Regions from separate parts of the Homo sapiens genome. Here regions 1 and 2 are each linked to region 3. The links are chromatin contacts, found by Hi-C or POLR2A ChIA-PET in ENCODE. All regions are on one chromosome and are shown on one strand. The core of a region is the stretch at or near the end of the contact, and the rest is flanking DNA. Distances in the headings are between cores, read along the strand shown. Region 1 overlaps ARID1B (AT-rich interaction domain 1B). Region 2 overlaps ARID1B (AT-rich interaction domain 1B). Region 3 has its middle 19 kb from the start of SNORD28B.

Evidence for each region. Hi-C counts contacts between places; a loop is a spot of excess contacts on that map. ChIA-PET counts read pairs that join two places held with the same protein, here RNA polymerase II (POLR2A). Pooled maps may share reads with other maps.
Region 1: a pooled map shows a loop between it and region 3 (5-fold over the local background). The contact joins two enhancer-like sites. A Hi-C loop is called at or near these places in 2 of 37 single-sample maps with no recorded cell type and 3 of 50 pooled maps. POLR2A ChIA-PET finds 5 or more read pairs at or near these places in 1 of 52 experiments (Panc1).
Region 2: a loop to region 3 is called in a map with no recorded cell type, with 3 times the contacts of the local background. The contact joins two enhancer-like sites. A Hi-C loop is called at or near these places in 4 of 168 maps with a recorded cell type or tissue (B cell, CD4-positive, alpha-beta memory T cell, OCI-LY7 and 1 more), 7 of 37 single-sample maps with no recorded cell type and 11 of 50 pooled maps. POLR2A ChIA-PET finds 5 or more read pairs at or near these places in 5 of 52 experiments (CD4-positive, alpha-beta T cell, CD4-positive, alpha-beta memory T cell, OCI-LY7 and 2 more).

What each region holds. Positions count from the first base shown.
Region 1 is chr6:156,986,299-156,990,234 of GRCh38, reverse strand. The region is part of intron 4 of ARID1B (AT-rich interaction domain 1B); the gene reads right to left. Among named protein-coding and RNA genes, the nearest start is that of MIR4466, 210 kb to the right of the region's middle. Within about 2 kb of position 1,859, at least 5 of the 41 ENCODE cell types and tissues checked have a DNase peak (open chromatin) inside an H3K27ac peak, as active enhancers do.
Region 2 is chr6:157,028,811-157,032,292 of GRCh38, reverse strand. All of the region lies in intron 4 of ARID1B (AT-rich interaction domain 1B), which reads right to left. Among named protein-coding and RNA genes, the nearest start is that of MIR4466, 250 kb to the right of the region's middle. Within about 2 kb of position 2,077, at least 2 of the 41 ENCODE cell types and tissues checked have a DNase peak (open chromatin) inside an H3K27ac peak, as active enhancers do.
Region 3 is chr6:156,395,706-156,399,216 of GRCh38, reverse strand. No RefSeq gene overlaps it. Among named protein-coding and RNA genes, the nearest start is that of SNORD28B, 19 kb to the right of the region's middle. RefSeq lists enhancers at 1,652-2,181, 2,182-2,712 and a silencer at 2,994-3,043. Within about 2 kb of position 2,261, at least 6 of the 41 ENCODE cell types and tissues checked have a DNase peak (open chromatin) inside an H3K27ac peak, as active enhancers do.

The sequences.
Region 1 (3,936 bases), core at 610-3,109, 590 kb before region 3:
GCCACTGCACTCCAGCTTGGGCCACAGAATGAGACTCTCTTTAAAAAAAAAAAAAAAAAAAGTTAAGGAAATCTGTTCTGTAACCAGTCCATTGACTCTACAACTCACTGGATCTCAAGTTCTCTAAGGACAAACACCACTTCCTATTCATATTTTTGCTCCCCAAATAGTAAGTCCGGTAAGAGAACATGTGCTCCTAAGTATTCACTGAATTAAATACTTTCTGTATAAGAAATTTTACATTATTCATTGTAAAGGTTGAAAATCAAATTAATTGGCAAGAATTATATCAAAGGTATCAACCATAAGCTTAGATGCCTCTGATTAAATATGAGATCACTATTTCCTATCATTCTCCCACATGGCAGCAATACAGAAGACTCCCATCACCCGGGAGGTAACATACATCTACCACTGCTACTGCCACTCCCACCATCACCTCAACTATCCCCGCCATCAGCACTCTTGACAAGGCATTTATTGGATGTACACTTAATAAATCAGCAAACATTGCTAATTTCAATACTGAAGTCAAGGGGAATCTCACTGACTCCTCAGACTAGCCTGTGGGGTAGATTATCATCTCCATTTTACAGATGGGGAAAGTGAGGCTTAGAGATGTTAAGTAATTTGGCCACAGTCACACAACTATGGGGCGGCCCAATTGGGATTAAAGGCCAAATATGTATCACCCCCAGGGTCCTTACTTAATGACTATCTACCTTTGAGTAAAACTTTAGAATTTCAATTTATACACTGGCTTTGTATAGTACAGCTATGACGAATTCCCAAAACTTTTTGAAGATTAACATGTATTATCTTGTGACTGTTAAATGCATCATTATCTTCTCTTTTGCTTGGAATCTTCATAACCGCAAAAAGATATAATCCTACTTCACCTTGACCACCAGGACATAAGACGATCCTTTGTAGCAAAAATGCCAACAGCCAAAGTTGTGAAATTTTGTCCCAGCAGTGTTTCATGGAAGACGTGGGAGTAGAGACATAGTGTGGCTGACCTGACTTAGAGGGGTTTCGCAAAGCAACCAGGGAGTGAAATAATCAGGAGTAATACGAATAAAATATGATAAACATGGCCAAGAAGTTAAATCCAAAAGGGAGCTCAAAGAATGGGAGTAGGAGATCACAACACTCTCAGCTCTCTGTGTTGTAAGAGCAGGATGGCAGAACACAAGAAAAGTCAATAGAGTATGGTAGATCCCTGTGACAACATGGCCTTAATGTGGCCATGGGTCCAAGCTACAGGAGCAGAATACACAGAGGCAAAAAATGAGAAATTATTTTTATGGCACATTTCTCTGATTGTAAGAACGCACATATGCAACTGTCATGAATACTGGCTGCCATTCCCTAATCCAGGTTACAGGTAAGGAACTGGTCAGTTGAGATAACAAAAGCTCCAGGTGCATAGGAAGAAGGCAGTAAAACGCACCAATGTCCCTCCCTATCAGATGGCTCAACATGCTGAAGTGTGTCGGAAGTGATTGAAGCGCACTTCCCCACTCTCCTGAAACACAGGCAAACCAGCTGTGTTGGATGCTGCAGTGGGCAAGTTCCTAAGCTTGCACATGCATTCAGACAAACAGGAAATGAGATGTCCAGAGCTGGCAGGTAAGAAAGCTCCTCTGGCAGTCCTTAACTCCTTGCTAGTAAGACTTTTCACTTCCTAGTAGAAGCAAGAGGATGTGCTGCCCCCATTTAAACTATGGAAGGAGTGGCCAGGAGAAGCCAGAGAAGGACTCCATGGATGCACTAGCCGTTCCTCCCCTCCCCCTCACCATGGTTTGCAGCGAATCCCCTGAGATAAGCACAAAAAACAGTGGCAGGCTGCAGGCACCACACATGCATGAATGAAGACAGTACAAAATGTGAGTCACCTCACTTAAAACAGAAGTGTTCCTTTGAAACACCACACAAATTGGGCATATGTAAATTAAGTCACTGGCCCAAAAGTTTACATTATTTAGCATATTACTGGTCTGTTTTTTATCCTATCCCCTTAAACTCCCTTCTCACCCTTCAAGCTCCCGGTTTGTAACTACTAAGTGCGTCTCCAGCTAAATCCTTGAACAATAATCCCTCTACCTTCACCCTAAAACTAGTTGTGACAAATCTGAATTCCAATAGATCAGATTTTTTTAGAGTGTTTTGCCTATATGTACCAACAGTAAGCATCTAGAATGAAAGAAAGACTAAGATATTGACCATTTCCACGATATTCCATTATCCCCAACATCACCATCATGCACACACTTATTATCTGCTATAGATTAATTACTTGCATTGTATTTCATATGTATATTCAAAAACATATTACAGAAAGTACAGAAAGGTACTATTCAACTCAAAGGAATAAAGTCTCAACAGGCCACGATTCTAGATTCGAGCAAGATACTCTGAAGGGTAAATAACATAAACAAGGGCTAATGGGGCCTGTCAATGACTAAAGCTTATGTATTACTATAACTATCAAGTATGAGAATATATTAAGTTTGCAAAACAAAACAAAAGATTCCACAAGCTAAGGAAATTCAAGTGATGTCAAATGAAAAAAGCAGAAAATACAGGCACAAAACTAGCACTGGGCCGGGCGTGGTGGCTCACGCCTGTAATCCCAGCACTTTGGGAGGCCGAGGCGGGCGGATCACAAGGTCAGGAGATCGAAACCATCCTGGCTAACACGGTGAAACCCCATCTCTACTGAAAATATAAAAAATTAGCCGGGTGCAGTAGCGGGCGCCTGTAGTCTCAGCTACTTGGGAGGCTGAGCCAGGAGAATGGCGCGAACCCGGGAGGCAGAGCTTGCAGTGAGCGGACATCGTGCCACTGCACTCCAGCCTGGGAGACAGAGCAACACTCCGTCTCAAAAAAAAAAAAAACTAGCACTGGTATCTAGAAAACTGACTAGAAAAAGGAAACAGAAATATTAGCTGTAATTATCTCTCTAGAATGGAAGAAAAACAGGTGACCCCATCTTATATTTTGCTTTTAGTTTTTTAATTTTTTGAGACAGGGTCTCTCTCTCTCTCTCTCTCTCTCTCTCTCTCTCTCTCTGTCACCGAGGCTACAGTGAAGTGGCAGTATCACAGCTCACTGCAGCCTGGACCTCCCGGGCTAGAGCCATCCTCCCACCTCAGCCTCCTGAGCAGCTGCGACGACAGGCACACCATCACACCCGACTAATTTTTTATATTTTTGTAGAGATGAGGGTCTTGCTATGTTGCCCAGGCTGGTCTCAAACTCCTGGGCTTAAGCGATCTGCCAACCTCAGCCTCCCAAAGTGTTGGGATTACAGGCATGAGCCACCGCACCCGGCCTATGTTGTTTTATTAATACAAAGTACATATAATGAACAGCCAGTTTGTGTTTTAATCCTGTTTAATCACTTTACTATCATTTTGCTACCACTTTACTACCATTATGCTGACAGCTGAGTTTCCTTTTAAAATGGTAGCATTGGCCTTAAAAAAAAATTAGGTCCAGATAACTATACTGTAGTCTGTGTAGAAGTATCGAAAGCTCTTTAATAATAATAGTCATAGCAACAGTAACAGCAAGCATTTACTGAGTAATTACTATGAGCCGGGCAATGCTCTAAGCACATCACGTGCTAATCTTCACCGAAGACATAAGTTCTGTTGTCCCATTTTGTAGGTAAGGAAACTGAAGCACAAGAAATGAAACAAGCTGACCGAGTGACAGAGCCAGATTCAAACGCAAGGGCCTAACTACCAGCCCCTGCTGTCTCTTATGCTGATGATTTTACCGTGCAGGGGGTTCAGGCTTTGAATAAGCTTAAAAATAATTAGACAAACTTTGGAGACTTAAAAAGCTTTTTATTAAACAGAAATTAAAACTGAAATGAAATTTTGTATTTAATAACAATTAGCTACAAGCCTGTTCAAGAAAGAGGAT
Region 2 (3,482 bases), core at 828-3,327, 630 kb before region 3:
AAAAATTCAGGTTTTAAGAGATAGTTTGTAACACGGGAAAATGCTCATAACTGTGTTAATGTAAAGAAATTAAAAACAAAAAATTTGACATTTTAAATATTTGAATGTATCCATTTGTTTTCCCCAAGCTTCTAGAGTTTGTGCCATGCTGGAAAATGTCTTCCTCACTGCAGCATTTTAAAAAATATTCATTTTGGGCCGGGCGTGGTGGCTCACACCTGTAATCCCGGCACTTTGGCAGGCCGAGGCAGGAGGATCACCTGAGGTCAGGAGTTCGAGACCAGCCTGGCCAACATGGTGAAACCCTGTCTCTACTAAAGACACAAAAATTAGCTGAGCGTGGTGGCGCATGCCGGTAGTCCCAGCTACTTGGGAGGCTGAGGCTGAGGCAGGAGAACAGCTAGAACCAGGGAGGCGGAGGTTGCCGTGAGATCGCACCATTGCACTCCATCCAGCCTGGGCAACAGAGTGAGGCACCATCTCAAAAAAAAAAAAAATTTCATTTGTTTTCTTTTAATATATTTGACTTTTTTACATTTAAATATTTGATCAAACTGTAATTTATTGTGAAATAACAAGAGGAGGGGGTGACTCCATTTTAATTTTCCATTTGAATAACTGTGATGAAGAATATTCCTTTATTTTTTCCAGTGATTATAGATATCATACCTTTACCATAATTAAACATTAAAATGATATAGATTTTGCCTCCAATTCCAGGCAAGGATGGGAAAGGCAAAATTACACAAGTGAGCTGTTCTGCCCAAAGGGGAATAAAGGTGAGGAGAGGAGGCTAGTAACAATCAACAAGAAATTGATTAAATTTCCAGTCACAATAATATTTATCTGCAAGGGTATTACCAAGAATTTAGATGCTCTTGGAAAGAATAATTTTTGCCTACATTGGTGTCCAGGGGATAAAAATACTCTCCTTACAATGTTTGCTGTATCTCCCTTGATTGGGCCAACAAGTCCAATACACCAACTACAACCTATTCCATTAATCATACTTTTACCTACATTAAGGAAAAGTAGACACTAATAAATAAACTGCTCTCCAAAACCATGTTCCAGGATTTATGACAATTTAAACTGCAGGAGAAGCATATGGGTTGCAAAGTTTTAATTTTATCAAACAAAGAAGTTGTTCCGTGTTTTTCTTTATTATTATTTTATTAACTTTTTGGGATTTTAATCCATTAAAAACATAGAACTCTTAAGAAAAAAAAAAACCAACCATAAGCCACTGCCAGCATTCCTCTTTTACTTATTAATTCTCCTCGTTCTCCTCATTAGCATGACAGACCACATGACGGCTGAAGGACATGGCTTGCTGAAATCGCTCAGTGCACCGTTAGCCAGCAGTGGAAAGAACACGCACGGTAGCCTCGTGCTGCTGAGTACAGCGGCCGTCCTCTGAATGTATTGGAAATGAACTAAAACCTTGTCTCTATACAGGGACCCAATAAATATTGGTAACAATGAAAAATACATCTATGCAATCAAAAAGCATTTGATAAACTTAGTACTCTAAGACACAATTTCAAGGCGGTGTGATGTTAACATAATTACACTTTTCACCGCAAGTGATATGCTCACATGATCTCCTCCACTAGGATGCTGGTGTGTCTTTCTATTCAAGGCTGTTAAATTTAAAACAAAGTCAGTCAGCACTGTGGTCACACCCTTATTTCCAATTATGTTCTCTAACTCAGTGAGGATACCTCCACAGAGGATTTACAAAGCAATGAGGACACCTGGTATGAACCAATCTTGAACTCTTGGTATCACTCAGAGACAGAGAGACCTTGAAGTGTGCGAAACCAGCCACTACTATGCAATGTGGTGTTATAGCCTCTTCCACCCAAGGTGGAGTCTAATTCTCTACCCCTCAATCTGGACTGGATTTATGATTTACCTGGGTCAAGAGACTGCTGCAGCAGCAATCATGCTGTGCCACTTCCAAGTCTAGGACTCAAGAGGCAATTCTTCTAATCATTCTCTTGAAACACAACCAACCACCACATGAACAAGCCCAGACTAGCTTGATGATAACACATGGTCCTGTTACCACATCGCCTTAGCCAAGAGCCAGTCAAGCCAAGAGCCCGAGAAGCAGAGCCACTTAGCAGGTCAGTAGCTGACTGAAGTAGAAGGAACAAGCCCAGTACAAACCAGAACCACCCAGCTGAGCCCAGCCCAAATCGTCAAACTGTAGAATCATGAGCTACATAAATGGTGGCTGTTCTGAGCACTACTGCAAAAACTAACTGATGCACTGTACAACTTTAAATAAAGGAACTCTAGGTGCCATGGATTTACAGGCAGAGTTCCAGGCAAGAACACCATGACACTAAAGGAAGTTCTGAAAGCATCCACGCAGCCAATTGCTTCTTTCATCTCCACTCCCTCCTTAAAACCTTCGAAGTCTTCCAAGACCGTAAAATTAAGCCGAGCTGCTTACCATGGTCCACAAGAAGCTAAACCACGTGGCTCCCGCCTGCCTTGCAGGTCCTCGGTCCTGCCACCCGCTGCTCTTCACAATGTTCCCGCTGCACTGGCTTGCCTTCTGTTCCTCCAAATGGCCACTGTTCACCTGAGGGCCTTTGCACTGGCTGCTCCCTCCTCCTGAATTACTGTGCTACCAGATCATCCCATGGCCAGTCCTGTCGTACCAATCACTCCTCAAGAGAATCCCTCTCCTTCTTTTGTATAATCACCTGAGATTTTCTTGTTTATTCATTTGTGTATCACCTTTCTCCCTTTACTGAAATGTCAACTTCACAAGAGCAGGCTAGCTCATTCACTGTTGCATGTCTCTTACCTGGAAGAGTGCCAGACACAGAGTAGGAGCTCACTAAATATTTGTTGAATAAATGTATATGAATGAATGCGCTAAAGACTATAACAAAACAATAAAAATATAAATACATGTGTATGAACCCAAATTTGACACAGCTCATTATGACACAGGTGGGGATATAACAAGGTTTAAAATATGCTCTACCTAATATAACTATATAAGTAGAAGTCATATGTGTGGTTGGTGATACATGCTTGCATGCATTACACATGACTGTTACTAAAAATCAAACCAAAAACCAATTTTGCTATATTGAATACATATATATGCATTTGATGCATTTGTCTCTCTAGCCAAGAGTAGACCTTAAATTCCTTAAAAAGGATTAGTTCTTATAAACTGATGGCAATAAAATGAGTATGTATGTTGCTCAAAGATAGATCTTTTCTATCCATCCTGAGTTAAGAGGTAATGACTTCTAGACTTGAATCATACCAATAAATAACTCCAGTTAGACTACAGTAAATATTTTATAAAAATACATACAGTTCGCAATCCTTCCAAACAATTTTAAAAAGTAATTTTGAGCTTTCCAATTTAGGTTGGCTGACCACAACACAGTGGATGGTAAGAATATCTGCCTATGCTACAGGGCATGATTGTAAAGGAGACTGACAGG
Region 3 (3,511 bases), core at 1,012-3,511:
TACATAATAACTTCCTAGCAACAGCTGTAATGAACAAATACGGGCAGATGAGTCAATTACCTGAGACACTACCTTACATCAGAGCTTAGAGAAAAGGGAAAAAGGAAAGAAACAATTAAATAGCTGAGATTCCCTGAATTTGGGTTATATCATATGTAGTTTCAGACCTAATTGCGTAAAACTAATTAGGCCAAAGAGAATCCACCTGATGAGACAAATATTGTCACCATCCAGGGGCAGGCAGGGGTGAATGGGTGCTTACCTTTCCTGTTAACGGGTGGGCTTGGGCTGGTACCTGTGAATATTCTGGCTTGGCTTGAACATATTTAACGTCAAAATCATCCTCATCCTCCTTCTCCTAATCACCATCACTGCTGTCATCTGTTGAGTGCTCCCTAACTCTCCTACATAATATCTCCTTCAACCTGCATAATATTCCTGTCAAAGTAGATAAGATCATCTCCATGTTACAGATGAGGAATCTGAGGCTGAGAGCAGGAAAATTACCCAAAATCTAATGGTTAATAATTGAAGTGATGATAGTTCATTTTTATTGAGCACGTGGCGGGCACCACGCTAAGTGCTTTGCATGGATTGTCTGAGGTTACTACACTCACTGCAGATGAGGAAACAGAGAGGCAGGGAAGTCAGGTCACCTGCCCAAGACCACACAGCTTCTGAGAGCAAGAACCAGAACTTGAATTCAGGTGGTTGTGTCAGAAGGTGCGAGAATTAGGATTCAAACCTAAATATACTTAATGCAAAGCCCATGCTGGTACCATTGCAACTCCCTGTGGCCATGGGCACTTGCAGGGCAGAGGCAGCCATGCCAGCCAAGGATCGTGTGACTTGTGTTTCTTTACACACACTTCATGGATGTAACAAAAGTATGGTAGTCACACTGTGCTTCTGTCAATTGAATAAGGTGATTCTGAGGCACAGTCATGGAGGATTTGCCTGTATGAGTGTGCATTTGTGTACATATGTGTGTGCGTGCTTCCTTTTCCTGCAGTACTTCAACTGGACAGGATTGCATGCTCCAGAACTTTCTTTCAATATTCCCTTCACTTAGGGAATCTTTGCCCCATTCAGATAACAGACTGCAATCTGGGAAAATACTTCATGCCGCAGCATTAACACCAAAGAATGTATCAAAGGCTTCTCTTTTCTAGAATGGCACACTAACATCTTTTATTAGGTGCAGATGTTTTCTGCGCTTTAAACAAAATGAGCGACTACGTGTAGAAATTCAGCCTCCTTGACAGGGAGTTGGAGGTCTCCTCAGGTGCATTGTGTATGTATGTATGGTGGGACTGAGTGAGGGGGGCTCAGAAAGGATTTTTTTTTTGGGAAAGAGAGAGACGCTTCTTTGCTTCTGAAACTGTCAAACAGACCCAGGTTTCTCGTTCCACCTACATTGTGATCCCCAGGCCTCATCCTTCCTCCCTCTGGGCTAGCAGGAAGATTTAAGGAGGGGCATGGATCTGGGGGAGACGTAGCCGGAGGAAAGTGGGTCAGTAGGCTGAGAGGCAGGGGACGCATCTCGATTCCATTTCCTGGATTGTGCCCTTTGTCAGACTTGCCTACAGACAGAGGGCCTGTGTGTTCCAATTTTGCAGAATTACCTTCCCTGGTTGGAACCCAATCCCCCAACCTCAAGCTCTGCAGACATCTTCCCTGATCAATGTCCTGTCCTCTTTTCTCTGTCAAGTTGTTCCTCCTTCCCGAGCTCTATTGTGATTTGGGGCACCTGAGGAATTAACTATTTCTCTCGTGTCTTTGCCTAACCACAGGTGAATGTCTCGACCCGCTTTTAAGCTGGCTCCGCCCTCTGGACGCGTTCTTTTAAAGGTGGGAGCTCCGACGGAGGGCCCTGATTCCGGCCTCGCTACCAGCTGGGCTGTGTGGGGGAGCGAGGCCTAATAACCCAGGGGGCGCTGGGCGGGAACGGCGTGGATCCCTCGGCCTCGCACACCTGGCTCCTAGTCCTCTCGGCCGGGCCGGTGATCCTCTGGTCGGGGGTGGGGGTGGGGGGGGCTTGCGGCAGCTCACACCTGAGGCCGTTACAAAAGGCCTGCAGCTTAACTCGCTGCAGCTCGGGGGGATGGATTGCCTACTAACTGCAGGCGCCGTGGTGCGCCGAGAAAACAGCGAAAACTGGGCCAGCGGAGGCGGGTGGGCCTCCTTGGAGGAGCGCACCTGGGGTGCGGGAGCGCCTCCTGGCAGCCTTGGCCTCGCCTCCCACGCGTGGACGCGCAGGGCCCAGGACACCGCAGCCGCCTACTCCTTTCTGCAGCCCCGGGGTCTGAAGGTAGTTACGAAGGAAATCTTTTGTAAAATGTTCCTTTTTCCTCCTCTACATTTTCTTTCTCTGTCCCTCAGTAATCCCGGTTCAGGGGTTAGCGTCCCTCACTAATCCCTGGATTTAAAAAACATTCTCCTTTTACACCCAAGCTTCAATTGGTAGAACAGAGAGACAACTGACGTCGCTTTTGTTTTGCCAGCTTTTGTTTCCGGTGCATCAGAAACTTTTTGCACCTGAGACATTATGAGATTGTGCCCCAGCCGGTTTCTAAATTATTTCTAGGTGAAAAAATTTTGCAACCTACCTTTGCAGTAAGAATTCCCCCTACCCCTCCTTTAGAGAAAGTACTTGACAGTGAATAACATCCTATATTTATAGACCAATGATTGCTACATTTCATACCGTGTAGGTTTCCTTCTGAAACCTCAATCACATTTGGTTACTGTGGTAGGGGTTTAAATGTAGCAACTAATGGGCTGTGGCAGCAGGCATTTCCCTACCTCTCCTTTTATTGAACCTTTAAGTGGCAACTGTGCTTCTCTGGGTAAGAGCAAGGCTTTGAGATTGCGTTCCATGGGTTAGCTCGGTTCTTTAGCGAAGATTCAGAGATCCTGAATTGCATCAAGAGATGCATTTGTCGGTCTGGGTTTCAGATAAAAGCATGAAATCTCACTGACTTGCTGAACATTGTGGTTTTGAATCGGGGCTTTGGAGATGAAGCTGTGAAACCTCCCAAACCAAAGTTCCTAACAGAAATCACCAGCTGTGATTTACATATTGGCTTTGCCACAAAGTTTTAGTTCGACTCTGTTTCTGTTGTTATGGTGTCTTATGAATATTTTCTGATATTTAACCCAAAGCCCTCTTGCTGTTTCCAAACTGGTTACCTGAGATAACTGAGGCACTTGTGCTGCTGTTTGGACGGGATTACTTCATGTACTTAAAGGCTGGCCATACTGCAGACTAAATACATCTGGTATCACCCTCTACTAAGTTTTTAAAAAGTCTTTGCTGAATGAAATGCAAAAAGAAAATGCAAACAATGCTTGGGCTTTCCTTTTCTTTTCCAGGCTCTCTTTACAACTCTTGCAAAGATGTCAAGACATATTTCAGTATTCCACCAGCGAGGTTACAGTTTTATTAGTGATGGCCTTGGTTCACACCATAAATGTGAATTTACCATTTTCTGTTGGCTTGACTGACCTG